Linked DNA regions of Homo sapiens: region 1 is linked to region 2. Evidence: chromatin loops called from intact Hi-C (ENCODE). Cell type or tissue: ovary. All regions are shown on one strand. Region 1 has its middle 55 kb from the start of LINC00485. Region 2 overlaps LINC02456 (long intergenic non-protein coding RNA 2456).

Region 1 (8,000 bases), 68 kb before region 2:
CTTCAGGATAGTAATCTTTATTATTATGAACTTATTGCAGTTAAAATGCTCAGTATAGGTCAAGTGTTTGGTCCAATAAATGGATAAGTTGGAACTCAATAATCCTTATTATAACTTCCAGAGTAGAGTGATGTTTAAAGAATTCTTTAGTAATCTTACAAAAATCAAGTGTTCATATGGGTGGTACATCAGTATGTAAGAAGTAATTACCAGAGTATTATATAGGCCATGTTAAATGACAAAAGCCTCTAGAGGATTAATAATAAACATGGATTTGATTATAGTAACTAGTGCCTAAAGCAAGATGATTGATGGACCAATATTAATCTGGAAGCAAGTTTCTAGGACCACATGCCTGTCAGTGATTTACATGAAAATACAAAATGCATGTTTATCAAATATATATATATAATTAGAGGATTGGAGAGAAAATGAATAATTTAGGTAACAGAATCAGAATCAACAAGCATCTTCGCAGGTTATAAATTGATAGGCCAAGATGAAATGCAGTGAGGATTGATGAAAGCTCTTATACTTGTTTCCAAAAGAAGGAACAAGATGGGGAAGGATGATATGCTGGTGCAGGTAACAAAGACTTAAAGATGTTGAGGACCAGTGAACTCTTTAGAAATACATAGTCTGACTTCCAAGGCTAATGGAAACACAGATTAATAAAATCATAGCATATATAATGAGAGTACTGTATTTGAGACTGGCCCCCAAACCTAAATAGGCATACAGACAAATTGGAGGCAAATAACCAAGGTAGTAAATTAATTTCACTCTATATTATATAATTGAAAGTACTAAGAATGTTTGTCCAACTGGAAACTCGATGAAGATTGGCTGTTATTTTCAACTAGTATATACAGAGAAGGGATATGCATGGTGTTTCCCAAATGGGATGGCCATACTACCATTGATACATTAATGATAATATAATTAATAATACATTAATATAAATAATGTATAACACAAACAATATATATAATTAATAATACATTAATAATATTAATATGTGTTAGAAAACCATAAAGCTAACACATCAACCTATGATTTCACAGATTTTATTGCTTAGTTGTAGATTAAAATAGGTAAAGTTATAATGAGTTGAATAAAAATATTGAGTGTATAAGTGTGTAGTAGAGCAAGTACCATAGGAGTAGTCTGGAAACACTATTCCTGGGGATGGCAAATCACATTTCCTAGTGACTCCCAGGAAGAAAATTAGAAACAATGAGGAGAAGCCACTTGAAGCAGGTTTCAGCTCAACATGCAGTGAACTTTCCAATAAGCTCACTCTAAAGATAAAATGGGCTATCTTAAGCATGAAGAAATTCTCCAACTAGGAGTATCCAAGCATAGGCTAGAGGGCATTTGGGGAAGGGAGCATTAGAGAAGATTCATCATCAAGAAAACGGTTCAAATAGGTGACTGTTAGACCTTCTTTGGTCCTGTTACCTTGTAACTGAGTTCTGTATCAAGATTCAATCCGCTCAGCGACAACACATCTTTTGGTGTTAAGGAAATCTGTTGTTTGTTTCACTTTATTTGGAAAATGTTGGGAGGAAATCAAAACTGTTTTATCAGAGATGCCCTTGGTTTCTATTAGGCTGGGGTTGGTAATGATTGCCTTCAGGGCATTAATTTCAGTTAATGGCCATGACACGCATCTCCAGCTGTGACACATTAGGTGGAACTCATCACCTCATCCATCCCCATTTAGTTTAATCTGGAAAAGAAGACCATGTTCCTCAATAATAAAATAGGGTCTGGGGAAAAGAATGAAACTACCCCTTAAAGGAGAAGGAAAATGTGAGTGTGTTCTCAGGCCACTGATTCCGTTATTATTTGTGCTTATAATTTTGAAGCCCTGGGAAAGTTACTTAATATCCCTGAACTTCATTTATGCTCATCTGTAAAATGAGAATATTGATACTGAACACCATGGTTGCTAGGAGGACAATGATAAAAAAGTACACAATGTCATAATTACCATGTAACAAGAGTTGACTAATTCATAGGTATTCCCATTCACCCCCCTTCATTTCATCATGATTATTATTTATGTAGAAAATGAAATTTAGTAATAATGTTTCTAATTAATTCTTCCACTCATTCATTCATTAAGCAGACATTTCTGAAGGTGCCTATGAAACCAGGCACTGTGCCAGGTAAGCACAGTGAGATTCTCTATTTCAGAGACTGGAGGCTATGCTTGACAGCAGTAGTGTTGGTGGGTTGTTAAGTTATAATAATACTCTACATTTACCCAGCCTTTCATATCAGAAAATGCACACATATAAAGTAATCTCACTGAAATCTCCACAATTCTGAGATGTAGCAAACTCCAGGAGGGCAGGGACTTTGTCTGTCTTATTATTATATTCCCTTTCCTTAGCACAGAGTCTGGCACATAATGGAAACCTTATATTATTTCAATGAATGAAGAAAAATTGACGAATCAATGAAATCTGAAAAGATAGTTACTGGTAGCATCATTTTACAGGGAGAGGAATAAAGTGTCATTGGCATTGATATTTATCAGCAATCACAGCAATCACTGAGTATTGCAGTAATTTCACAAACTAAACCATTTGTGGTGGAGATAGCATCTTACCCTTCAATTTTATTGTACAGGAACAGTAGAATAAGAAAAAAAGTAATACAACATAAATGTAATACATAATAGCAAGAATGATAATAACAACACAAATAAAAGCTAACATCCATAGAGTGCTTAACCTGAGGCAGGCTGTGTTCTGATAACTTGATGTGATCATGGTGAGAATGCTGTTGGATATGTTCTACAAGGCAATGTGCCCGCAACTTACTGTATCTTCATCTGCTGAAGCCTTCCTTAGAACTGAGCCTTCGTTGTCTTCTCTTCATTCCTCTTCCAGTGGTAGAAATTGTGAGCTCCTCTGGGGGGTAGGATCTTTGTCTATTTCAGATCTGTATTTCCCAGCACTGTATCATGCATATGGTAAGTGTTCAATGTGCTTTTAATGAATACACGAAAGGGTGATCTAACTGAAGGAAAGGAAATGCTCAGTGGGCCCCCGAGTCATGAGAAGATTTGAAGAAGAGGACCCTTGAACTAAGCCTCAGATATAATTGAACTTTGAAAGAAGCGGGGTCCAGGGGACTGAGGATGATGCATTAGGAGAGCAGTACGAAGGCTCTCTGTCCTGCCTGAAGATCGGGATGGGGTTGAAGTGGGGAAGAACTGGGTTGCCTCTCAGCCTCTTGAGGGATCTTCCAGTCCTTGGCACTGTTGATTAGATATTTGGTTTCAGTCACCGCTCCATTCTTTTTCCATTTTGTGCCTTGATCAGCTCTATTGGTTTACTTTAGAGTTTGATCTTTGCAAGCAGAGTGGAGCCATCGAAGCCTATGGGACAGGACTTGTTTCATCAAATGGGAAGCCGGAGGTAAGAACTTCATTTGTACTTTTTCTAGTAGCATTGCCCAAAGTACGTTCCATGAGAAGTTGTGTTAGGGGATGACATGGGGCTTGTAGAGGTAAAAAAAAAAAAAAAAAAAAAAAGTTCAGGGGTCAAATGTTTGTGGGAAGTGGATTTTTCATCACTGCATAACTTCCCAACAGCTTTCCTAAACACTGAAGCTGTAACAGGGGCTTGCAGAAGACTGTAATGATGTGTAGAGGATTCCAAACTTAGTTAACCGTGGGGCACTTTAAGAGTGGGGTGGGGGAAGGGGGGAGGGAAAGCATTAGGAGATATACCTAATGTAAATGACGAGTTAATGGGTGCAGCACACCAACATGGCACATGTATACATATGTAACAAACCTGCACGTTGTGCACATGTACCCTAGAACTTAAAGTATAAAAAAAAAAAAAAAAAAAAAAAAGAGCGCGTGCGGACGGAATCTCGTGGGATTAGTATTTCACAGAACATTATATTCTTTCTTTTGGAAGCGCTCCCTTAGATCTTTCTATTAAAGAAGTACTTTACCTTAGAGCACTTGGATATATATTAATTCATGGGCTTCCTGCAGATACAAGGATGTTTCTCTCCCTCTACCTTCTCCAGTCTTCACCATCTGCCTTTGTCATGAACAGGCTTCAATTCCCACGTCCGCCCTTTGTGCACACTAGAGGGTGGTGTTGAGCCTGTTTAGAATTTCCCGCACTTGGGACTGAGAAAAAGTATGATGAAGTTGCTCTTCCTTTTTACATAAATCAGGGAGGAATAAGTACCCCGCAGCTGTTGCTCTTACTGTGAAAACCATTGCGGGGGCAGGAGTTTGTTCAAAATTCCTAAATAACAGAAGGTCTTGAAAACCACAGACCAATGCTCCTAAGAAGTTTCTCTGTCTGTCCTTCCATGCCTGGGAGAATCAAGTCCTCATCTGGGCTCTCTAGGGGTTCGTGAGTGCACAACACTGAAAAAATAAAATACAACAAAAGTGTGTCCCTGTTTCATTGTATCTGGAATACTACTATGGTTGGAATGGAGCTGAAATATTTGACAAACTTATGTCACAGAGACACTTCTGAATAAACTCAGTCTTTCTTTAGCTATACCCAATTCTAACCTTCCTGCCTTCTACTCAGTCTTCAAGACACAGTTCAAATTTCTACTCACCTAAAAATTCAAAAGCTAAGAGAATCACCATCTCTGAACTCTTATGCTCAGCCTCGGATTACTAAAGTCTTAGAATAATCTTTAAAAGTTTTCATTTATGTTCCTTTTTTCTATCAACTCTATTGTAAGGGCTTCCAGAATAAGGGCTACATGTTACACTTGCCCATGTTGCCCAGCAAAGGATTAGAAACTTGGCAGAAGGAAACAGGTATCTACCGATTTCCTACCATGCAGCAGGCACTGTGTTGGGTACTTTCACGCCTCTGCTCAATTAAGCCTGAATTTGGCTGGCTGTAAAGCCTGTCGTCTTTTCACAAGATTGTAACCATTCAACGAGTACATTTAAAATGGCAGAATATGTTGGACAACCTCATGTCCTGGTTTGCCAAGGTCAGTCTTGGTTTATATCTGTTGTCCTGGCATAATTATTAATAGTATCTCGTGTCACTCTCAAAAGTGTTGCAGCTTGGTCTATAAGTTATATGACAACCAATCTCTGGAGCCAGACAGTTTGGGTTGGGACCTTGTTTCTACCATTCACTAAACTCTGTGATATTAAGCCAGTTACTTAACTTCTCCAGGCTTTGGTTTCCTCATGTAGACCAGGCTTTGGTTTCCTCATGTAGAGATTGAGGATGATACCTTCCTTAGTAAGGTCTGATGACGATTACACAGTAAAGTGTTTGGACAAATGGCTGGCACACTGTAAGCACTCAAACATGGCAGCTATTGTTAAAATGAGTTCTTGATCATGTGAGCAACACCAGGAAGGCACAAAGTATTGCAGTACGAAGTGACTCAGGAATGAGAGAGAAGCTAAAACCTGAGTGATGGTTTTCTTTTTTTTTTTCTTTTTTCCTTTTCCTTTTTTTTTTTTTTTTTTTTTTGAGATGGAGTTTCACTCATGTTGCCCAGGCTGGAGTGCAGTGGCGCGATCTTGGCTCACTCCACATCCTGGGTTCAAGTGATTCTCCTGCCTCAGGCTCCTGAGTAGCTGGGATTACAGGCATCTGCCACCACACCTGGCTAATTTTTGTACTTTTAGTAGAGACGGGGTTTCGCCATGTTTGGCCAGGCTGGTCTCAAACTCCTGACCTCAGGTGATCCACACCGGTCTCGGCCTCCCAAAGTGCTGAGGTTACAGGCATGAGCCACCGCACCCAGCCCTGAGTGCTGGTTTTAAGGAGAAAGCAAACATCATAGGTAACAAGTAGTGAGTAATGGGTCTACAGCCATGGTTCTCAACGTGCCAACACTGGACCAGCAGCTTCAGCAGCTGGGAGTCTGTAAGAAGCGCAGATTCTCAAGTCCTAACTCAGACATTGTGAATCGCAAACTTTGCGGGTAGGACCCAACAAGCTGTGTTTTAACTAAGCCCTCCAAGTGACTGTGATGCACACTAAGCTTTGAGAACCTTAGTGATTCTTAGAACAAGGGGAGCTGTGGGGTTTTCCTGGAAAGCAGAGGGATCAGCTGGGAAGCTCCAACCAGCAACAGAACAACCTGTTTAACCAGGGGGCTTCAGGATCGCCGTATGCCAGCACTCTCGTGTGGAAAGCAACCTTAGGGAGCCTTAGTCTGGAGATTGCAAATGTGGACTCAACAGCTAAAATATGCCCCACATGTGTAATTTTATTTGGCCCGTTAAAAAGAAATTAGCCAGAGAATAAAAAAAAAAAAATTGGGAAATGTTACATAGAAATTCTGATTTCTAGCTTCCCTAAAAATTTCAGAAGATTTGGCATCTCTGGGCCCCATTCCCATCTGGCCACAATTGACTGCACTGGAGGAGCAGCTGCCTGCTTGAAGCTTGCAGCTTCCAGTTCCCCTAATTCCCATCAGGCCAGCGTCATTCCTGTCTAGATGTCACCTGTCCTGTCCTTGTTCCTACTTGTGACTTCAATGCTGCCCCCTGCTTTAAGATGAGAAAGGCCTGGAGAGTTTAAGTGATTTGTGTAAGGTGTGTGGCCCAGGCTTTTGACATTACCCTGTGTGTTGCGGGAGGGGAGTCTCTGATCTTCTGAGCCAGGTCTTGAAGGAGAAAGAATCTGGGAAGCCAGAAGGCTGGTCTTGCTGAGGTTCTTAAACTTTACTATATTTCGCAATCCTGGGTCAAGGATTAAAACTGCATATTTTCAAAATTGCCCCCACCTCCAGTCCCCAGTCTGGTTTAGGGGTTGGAGAACCGAGCCCAGGAATCTGCATGTTAAAAAAAATCCCTTTTTTCCCTTTCTCTACCCCAACTCCATGACTCTGAAGCAGATGGTCCAGAAAACACACTTTGGGAAACACTGGGCTATTTGGAATACATTCCAGGGGGAATCTGTACTCAGATGAGTGGAGAGTGGGCCAAGCAGAGCATGAAACCCTGTCTCAGGCTATGCCCAGAGAAGGGAGCCAAAGGCACTGGGGGAAGATGGGCAAAAGACTTAAGTGTGGTAGGACCAGATTAAGTTGGGGTATAACAGCCTGAGAAAGTTCTAACACATAAATGTAAATGTCCCTGAGCCAGACCATGTAGTCTTTGATAGGAAGGACAGGAGTGATGGTGGCAGAAAAACAATTAGGGAAGAGATTTCATGGCAAGGCAGGAGGCAAAGAGTTATTAGGACTGAAGGTGAGACCAGAAATTCTAGTTTTGTGCCTCTTGGAAAGAAGACAGAGATTACATAAGTACCCATCAGAACACACTAAGACCAGCCTTAAGTATAAAGACCATCCATCCCAAATGAAGGGAGGGCCCTGACCTGGATCCTCCTAGCATCCACCCTCCTCTGACATCCCATCTCCTTTCCTCACTGCTCTTCATCCACTCTTTTCCACTCACTTACAGTTGTGGGCATTTTTCTTCCTCCCTCCCTTCTCTATCTCTTTGTCTTTCTGTGTCTTTTACTCTTTCTCTCTCTGTGTCTTTTTCCTCTCCTGACCCCCTCCCAATATCTAACTCACAAACCACACAAATAGTCACAGCATCAAAAAATATTAAGGAGAAAAACATCCATCACCAGGCAAAGAGAATCCAGGGGATGAAATCAAATCCCTGAAAAACGTTTCTAAAGTAATAAGTCCTTGTCAGATTCCAACCAGCCTGGGTCTCCAAATCGAGAGGCAGAGGTATTTTTCTTCTGTTCCAAAGGCATGAGCAACGTCCCACAGAGCTCTTCCGTTCCCACTGTGCCTTTTCCTCTGACTATTGCTGTCAAATATGCTTTATCATGTCATTTTAGCACCAGGCCTGGCGCATTTCTCTGTATAGTAAAAGCTAATGAACCGTATGGCTTTTGGCAGGATTGGGCAATATACATGCTCCATTTGGAGCAGAGTAAGTCCTTGGAGTCTCTGGCTGTGTGAGCAACCTCAGGCTGTCTCTTGCGCTTCATGGGTCT
Region 2 (8,000 bases):
GAACAACTACATCAATTAATACTTGCATAGCAAATGTCCATATGTGAAGTACTTTCCCATGGGTTAACTCATCTGCTAATCACAGCAGGCTTATGATGGAAGTTTATATTAATGGAAGTTCATATTAGTTCCCCATTTGGAGAGAAAACAAGCTTCAGAGAAGTCCTTGCTGAAGGTCCTTAATATTGATGAAAATGTAGACCACGGCTTTGTCTCTTCCTTAAAAGACTAAAAACGTAATTTGTTTGGAAGGTTTAGAATGTTGTTACCGGATGGTCTGTTAATAGTGCAGGAGATTATACAATCATAAAATTTTTGAGTGGGGTTTATCGAAGCCCATCTCCCTTAGCCATCTCATTTTACAAAAGAAAATTGAGAAAAGAGGAATTAAATGGCTCTTCTGTAGTCACTTTGAAAATTCATGGCTGTGCTTCTAGTTGAAGATGGCAGATTTAACATATGCTATACATTACATTCCATCCCCCAAGCTCACTAAAAAGACAGTAAAGGGACTGATTTTAAAGACATTCACTCATAAAGACAAAAAGAATTAGGAGGAAAACAACAACAACAACATTTTGGAAGATGGAAAGCAGATGGTAGAGGGGTAACTGGCTTAGCCGAACCATGAAGGCTGAAATTTAAGTTGACAGTGGGTGAAACCCAGAAGCAACCTGCTTTGCATTGCAAAACCCTGGAAAGGCTCAGAAATTGGAAGCAAGAAGTACATATGAAAGTGGGGATGCAGGTGAGGCAGATACAGAATTTGTTAATTGTTTGAGAAGCAGTTTCTTCACCCTCCTGGCAGGAGACTGAAGACTTACTCTCTGGAGAACATGTTTCAGAAAGATCTAGACAAGGGATGGCAGGCACTACTCAGGGCAGGAGCACCCCCACGGAAAACAAGGAGAATTACTAAAGGGGTACATTCTGAATGGTGAGAATCCCAACCTCCTGGTCTACTTTGGCTCCCAGAAAACTGACAGCCTAAAGACTGAATGATTCTGCTCTAAGTGCTCAGTGAAAACCTAAAGATGCTAATGGTCAGGGATCCTCTAGTGAAACAGCCCAGCCAGATCATCTTAGTAACACCCAGTAGTCAACAAGTCCTATCCATGCACACAGACGTTTCTTCAGCTGCTTCTTGCCCCTCTCTTGGGGTTGCCAGATTTAGCAAATAAAAATGCGGTCTTTGGGACATATTAAAAATGTATTCATTGTTTATCTGAAATTCAGATTCAAATGACTGTTCCCTATCTTGTCTGGCAACTCTGTCCTCTCAAATAAGAATGGACATCCAAGAATCACCAGACATTTCAGGAAAACCTCAACAAGAAAGACAGTAATTTAAACATACTAATGGGGGAAAAGAAACAGAAAGATGAAAAAAATGCAAAGAAAAAATAATTTCAAAAATAGTACCATTCGTTTCCTCAAAAACTTAAGACAGGATACTGTGGCTTTGAAATAAGAACAGTTTGTTATAAAAAGAAATACTCAAATATCATCAAAAGGCTATTGTTAATTACAGTTATTGGAGCAGAAATGAAGGAAAAGCAGAAGTACAGAAAAATAAAAATAGGAAATGGAGGGAAAATTATAAAAGAAATAATTCAAGAAACTTTCCCAGAATGGAGGAAATGAGTTTCCAGATAGAAAGTACCCTTTAAGCACAAAGGATGACAAAATGCTCCCAGTAAGGAAATAGTAAAATAGAAGGGAACAGGTAGGGAGGGAAGGGAGGAAGGAAGGAAGGAAGGAAGGAAAGAAGGAAGGAAGGAAGGAAGGAAGGAAGGAAGGAAGGAAGGAAGGAAGGAAGGAAGAAAGGAGAAGGAAAGGAGAAGGAAAGGAGAAGGGAAGGAGAAGGGAAGGAGAAGAGAAGGAGAAGGAGAAGCAGGAGAAGGGAGAAGGCAGTTGAGCTAAGATATATATATATATATTTTAGTTCCAGGACATCAGGACGGAAGATGCTCAATAATTATTAAGCAATTTGTTTATAGATGCTCTAGTCTAACCTTAATAGAATACAAAAGTTTAATAAGTCTATAAAGCCTTAAGAAATGAAGTTTCATAACAATAATGTTGTACAAGAATAAACACAATGTAGTCAAAAGAACTCCAGGTCAGGAATCACAGACATATATTCTAGTCTTGTTTCTGCTTCTGTATAACCTTATATGTCTCACTTCATGTCTTTGGACACCAGTTTTGTCACCTGCAAACTTAGCTTAGGTTATAACATTCTAAATTCTATTTAATTAAGCAGTCATAACATATAGATTATATAACTGAGTAATTAAACTTTAAAAGTTCATATTTCAAAATACTTATTAAATGCACCAATATTCTCTTTCTTGAATTGCTTTTCCTACTTTTTCTATATTTCATATTATCTTATTTATATATAATAAATTCACATTTCTATAACATTCCACAGGTGTCATTTATTCATTCATTCCCCAAAGTCCAATTGATGCTATTTACAGGTGCAAGATAGACTGTAGTGAATTATACAGTTATGGTACATGTCCTCATGGAACTTTCACTTCGGTGGAGAAGATGGTCAAAAATAGCAATTTAAATAAATACATACTTGCTATACAGGATAAGACCTATGAAGGAAAATAAGATTCTATGAAATAATATAATAAAGTGAACTATTTTTAGAACTAGTACTTAGCAAAGAAATTCCTGAGAAGGTGGCCTTCATTCAGAAAGAAGATAAATAAGAGTTAGGTAGGTGAAGAGTAGGAAGACGCTTATAAAGGGGAGGAGAAAGTACATATACGGGCCTTAAGGGGGAAATTGCACTTTCAAGAAAATGACAGTTGACCTGTATTAAGGGGTGAGATTCTCCAGGGGGAGAATGGTGTGGCATGAGGTTGACAAGGAGGCAGTGGATAGATTGTGCTGGGTCTTTGAGTCCATAAAAAGAGGTTGGATTTTATTTTAAGGGCAATGGGAAGACATTAAATTATTTTAAGCACTGGAGTGACCTCATCTAATTTACAACATACGATCACACTTGCTGTTATTTTATCATTTTGGATCTTTGATACTATGCTTTGGGATAAGTAGTGCAGATATAATATAGCTCATTGTTGAGAAAATGAAGCACCGGAGGTGAGGTGGCCGCCTTGTGAACAGGTTGAATGGTTGGTTGCCATATAAAAGACCCAGAGGAAGACCTTGGGTTTCCCAACTCGAATCACTTAGTACATTGCCTGGCACAAAACAGGAGCTCAATAAATATTTGTTAAATGAATGTACACCACACTAGGACATTTTAGCTACTGAGATCCACGGGTCTTGGTAAAGAAAAAGGTCTATGTGTAAATCAGCCACCAGGGGGCGGGTATGCTTCCCCCCACATAATAGAAACATTGACCTTGGCAAGGACAACTGGTAGGGAAGAAAAAAAATCTTTAACTGAACAAAGTGCTTTCTCCAGTTTATACCAAAAAAAGATTTCATGAAATAGAATTGGCAACATCACAACAGACCCTTTGTTATGTGTTTGAGCTGACCATTTGTCCATGAGACTCAGCTATGGACAGCCTCCTGACTTAGGGTTCCTCTGACTCTTAAAAAAAAAAAAAAAAACAAAAAAAAAACCTCCAAAATAAAGTGTAATAAAAGGAAAGTACAATATCTCCTGACAGAATTCAAACTGTACATGCTGAACAAAAGACTTATTTTTTCCACTCAACCTTGCTGTTTTGAATTTCCTTGAACTTACTTCAAAATAAAGTTTGGGAAGAAGAAAACATTGTCTGTGTCACAGAAATGGTCCAAGATGGCTGGAGGAATCTACCTACTGAAGAGGGCTCCAATCACCCAAGGTGAGATAGGATGACTGTTTAATACATGTGGCAATAAAAACAAATAAAACACATATACACCATAAAAAAAAAGCCTTCGAGGACTTGGGTTCTACCTGCCAAACACATTTTCCCTATTAAATAAAGGTTGAATTTTTGTCAACAACCAATTGTTTGACAATATTGGGTGTGTTTTGCTCTGAGCCAATGCATGCTCTAGACACAGGTTTTCTCTACACACGTTGTCAGACTTCTGAGTTGAGGGATAGGAGAGTTTCCAGAAAGCATCTCGTAAATGTAAGTCAATAATCTATAATCAAACTATGAGGATTGATTGGTCATTCACTATGTACTCAGATTTAATCCTGTGGGAGAAATAAACAAGTTATTGAGACATGGTCCATGTATCAAATAACCAAGTGATTTTTTTTGTTAGTTATTGAGGGTGTTTTTAAATATATATTTTTATTTAATTTGAAGATCCAACATTCAAGTAGCTGGCTGAGTTTAAAAAAAAAAAAAAAAGCTTTTCTTCTGGATGTGTAGGGTAATGAAAAAACTTGTGAAGGTCTAGAAGAGGCCCCTCTTAAAGTTCTATAGCCAATTATAGCACCTTCTGCTATTTGTCCTTCCCCAAATCCTCTCATGGGTGCAATGTAGGCAAAGAGGGTTGGGTGTTTAGAAAGAGTATAGGAGACTTTGTGCTTAGTGTCTCAAATGTCTCACTATTACAAAGCGTTGACCATTTTGGGTTTTGCTTATTTGTTTGTTTTTTTGTTTTAGAAGGAGTACAAATTTCATAATATCTTGTCCCAGGAGCTTCTGTGTAGATGACATTCAGATCTTTGTTTCCTATTTTCACTTAATTATTTCAATAAAAAGGCATAATCACTCTCAAAATGTTTTTTTAATTTTTATGGGTACATAATAGGTGTATATATTTATAGGGTACATGAGATGTTTTGATACAAGTGTGCAACACATAATAATTACATCATGGAAAATGGGGTATCTATCACTGCAAGCATTTATCCTTTGTGTTACAAAAAAATTCAATTATACTCCTTTGGTTATTTTTGAATGTACAATTAAATTATTATTGACTATAGTCACCCTGTTGTGCTATCAAATGCTAGATCTTATTCAATCTATATTTTGGACCCATTAACCATTCCCACCACCCCCTTAACAACCCACTTCCCTTCCCAGGACTTGGTAACCTTCCTTCTACTCTCTAACTCTGTTAGTTCAGTTGTTTTGATTTTTAGGTTCCACAAATGAGTGAGAACTTCTGACGTTTGTCTTTCTGTGCTTGGCTTATTTCACTTAACAGAATAGCCTCCAGTTCCATCCATGTTGTTGCAAATGACAGGATCTCATTCTTTTTATGGCTGAATAGTATGTAAGTATCACATTTCTTTATCCATTCATCTGTTGATGGACACGTAGGTTGCTTCCAAATCTTGGCTATTGTGAACAATGTTGCAACAAACACAGGAGTGCAAATATCTGTTTTACATACTAATTTCCTTTCTTTGAGGTATACACCCAGCAGTGGGATTGCTTGTACATATGGTATTTTTAGTTTTTTGAGGGACCTCCAAACTGTTCTCCATAGTGATTCTACCAATTTACATTCCCACCAACAGTGTATGAGGATTCCTTTTCTCCACATTCTTACTAGAATTTGTTATTGCCTGTCTTTTGGATTCAAGCCATTTTAACTGGGAAGAGATGATATCTCATTGTAGTTTTGATGAGCATTTCTCTGATAATCAATGATATTGAACACCTTTTTATATGCCTGTTTGCTATTTGTATGTCTTCTTTTGAGAAATATCTATTCAAATACTTTGCCCATTTTTTATCAGATTATTAGACTTTTTTCCTATAAATTGAGTTCCTTATATATTCTGGTTATTAATCCCTTGTCAGATGTAGAGTTTGCAAATGTTTTCTCCCATTCTTTTGGTTGTCTCTTCACTTTATTGACTGTTTCCTTTGCTGTGCAGAAGCAGTTTAACTTGGTGTGATTCCATTTGTCCATTTTTGCTTTGGTTGCCTGTGCTTGTAGGGCATTACTCAATAAATTTTTGCTCAGGCCAGTGCCCTAGAGAGTTTCTTCAATGTTTTCCTTTAGTAGTTTCATAGTTTGAGGTCATAGATTTAAATCTTTAATCCATCCTGATTTAATTTTTGTACATGGTGAGGGCTAGGGGTCTAGTTTCATTCTTCTGCATATGGATATCCAGTTTTCTCAGCACCATTTCTTGAAGAGCCTGTCTTTTCCCCAGTGTATGTTCTTTGCACCTTTGTTGAAATGAGTTCAGTAGGTGTGTGGCTTTGTTTCTCTATTCTGTTTCATTGGTCTCTGTGTCTGTTTTTATGTCAGTACCATACTATTTTTGTTACTATAACTCTGGAAGATAATTTGAAGTCAGGTAATGTAATTCCTCCAGTTTTGTTCTTTTTGCTTAGGATAGCTTAGGCTGTTCTGAGTCTTTTTTGGTTCCATATAAATTTTAGGATTTTTTTTTCTATTTCTATAAAGAATGTCATTGGTATTTTGATAGGAATTAATTGGTTTGGGTAGTATGAACATCTTCACAATAATCATTCTTCCAATCCATGAACATGGAGTATTTTTCCATTTTGGGGTTTCCTCTTCAATTTCTTTCATCAGTATTTTATAGTTTTCATTATAGAGATCTTTTCACTTTGGTTAAGTTGATTCCTAGGTATTTAATTTTATCTGTGCCTAATGTTAATGGGATACTTTTAAAATTTCTTTTCCAAGATTGTTCACTGTTGACATATAGAAATGCTACTAATTTTTGTATGTTGATTTTGTATCCTGCAACTTTACTAAATTTGTTTATCAGTTCTAATAGTTTTTTGTAGTCCCCACATTTCTCCAAATATAACATAATATCATCTGCAAACAAAGATAAATTGAGTTCTTCTTTTCTAATTTGGATGCCCTTTATTTATTTCTCGTCTGATTGTTCCAGCTAGGACTTCCAGTACTGTGTTGAATAACAGTGGTGAAACTGGGCATTCTTGTTGTGTTCCAGATCTTACAGGAAAGCCTTTCAGGTTTTCCCCACTCAGTATGATACTAGCTGTGGGTGTATCATATATGCCTTTTATTATGTTGAAGTATATTCCTTCTATACCTAATTTTTTTGAGGGTTTTTATCATGAAGGGAGGTTAATTGTATCAAATGCTTTTTCAGCATCAATTGAAATGATCATATGGTTTTTGTCCTTCATTCTATTGGTAAGATGTATCACACTGATTGATTTGCATATGTGGAACCATCCTTGCATCCCAGGGATAAATCCCACTTGGTCATAATGAATGATCTTTTTAATGTATTGTTGAATTAGTTTGCTGGTATTTTGTTGAGGATTTTTGTATCAATATTCATCATAGATACTGGCCTGCAGGTTTCTTTTTTTCGATGTGTCTTTGTCTGGTTTTGGCATCAGGGTAATACTGGCCTCACAGAATGAGTTTGGAAGTATTCCCTCCTTCTCTATTTTTTGGAATAGTTTGAGTAGGATTGGTATTAGTTCTTCTTTAAATGTTTGGTAGAATTCAGCAGTGAAGGCCTTGGGTCCTGGGCTTTTCTTTATGGGAGACTTTTCATTATGGCTTAGGTCTCATTACTTGTTATTGGTCTGTTCAGGTTTTTTTATTTCTTCATGGTTCAATGTTGGTAGGTTATATGTGTCTAGGAATCTGTCCATTTCTTCCAGATTTTCCAATTTGTTGGCACATAGTTGCTCATTGCTACTGATGATCCTTTGAGTTTCTGCAGTATTCATTGTAATGTCTCCTCTTTCATCTCTGAATTTATTTATCTGGATGTTCTCTCTTTTTTTCTTAATTAGTCTGGCTAAAGGTTTGTCAATTTTGTTTAACCTTTCAAAAACACAACTTTTTGTTTCATTGATCTTCTGTGTTGTTTCCATTTCAATTTTATTTGTTTCTGCTATGATCTTTACTATTTGTTTTATTCTAAACAACACAAGATTAGGTTTGGTTTACTCTTCCTTTTCTAGTTCCTTAAGATGAATTGTTAGTTTTTTTTTATTATTATTTGAAGTTTTTCTTCTTTTTTCATGTAGGCACTTATAGCTCTAAACTTCCCTCTTAGTACTGCTTTTGCTGTC

Evidence for each region. Peaks named below come from ENCODE experiments on the same cell type or tissue, not always from the same donor. Only the 100,000 strongest peaks of a DNase experiment are listed, where the experiment ranks them.
Region 1: it touches region 2 in a loop (3-fold over the local background); 2 of 110 quality-filtered maps call a loop at or near these places.

The regions. Positions count from the first base shown.
Region 1 is chr12:102,765,879-102,773,878 of GRCh38, reverse strand. No RefSeq gene overlaps it. Among named protein-coding and RNA genes, the nearest start is that of LINC00485, 55 kb to the left of the region's middle. In ovary, a CTCF peak has its summit at 4,122 (motif pointing right); a DNase peak (open chromatin) is centred at 4,128.
Region 2 is chr12:102,698,072-102,706,071 of GRCh38, reverse strand. The region is part of intron 12 of LINC02456 (long intergenic non-protein coding RNA 2456); the gene reads right to left. Among named protein-coding and RNA genes, the nearest start is that of LINC00485, 120 kb to the left of the region's middle. In ovary, no CTCF peak of the experiment used is centred here; a DNase peak (open chromatin) is centred at 3,351.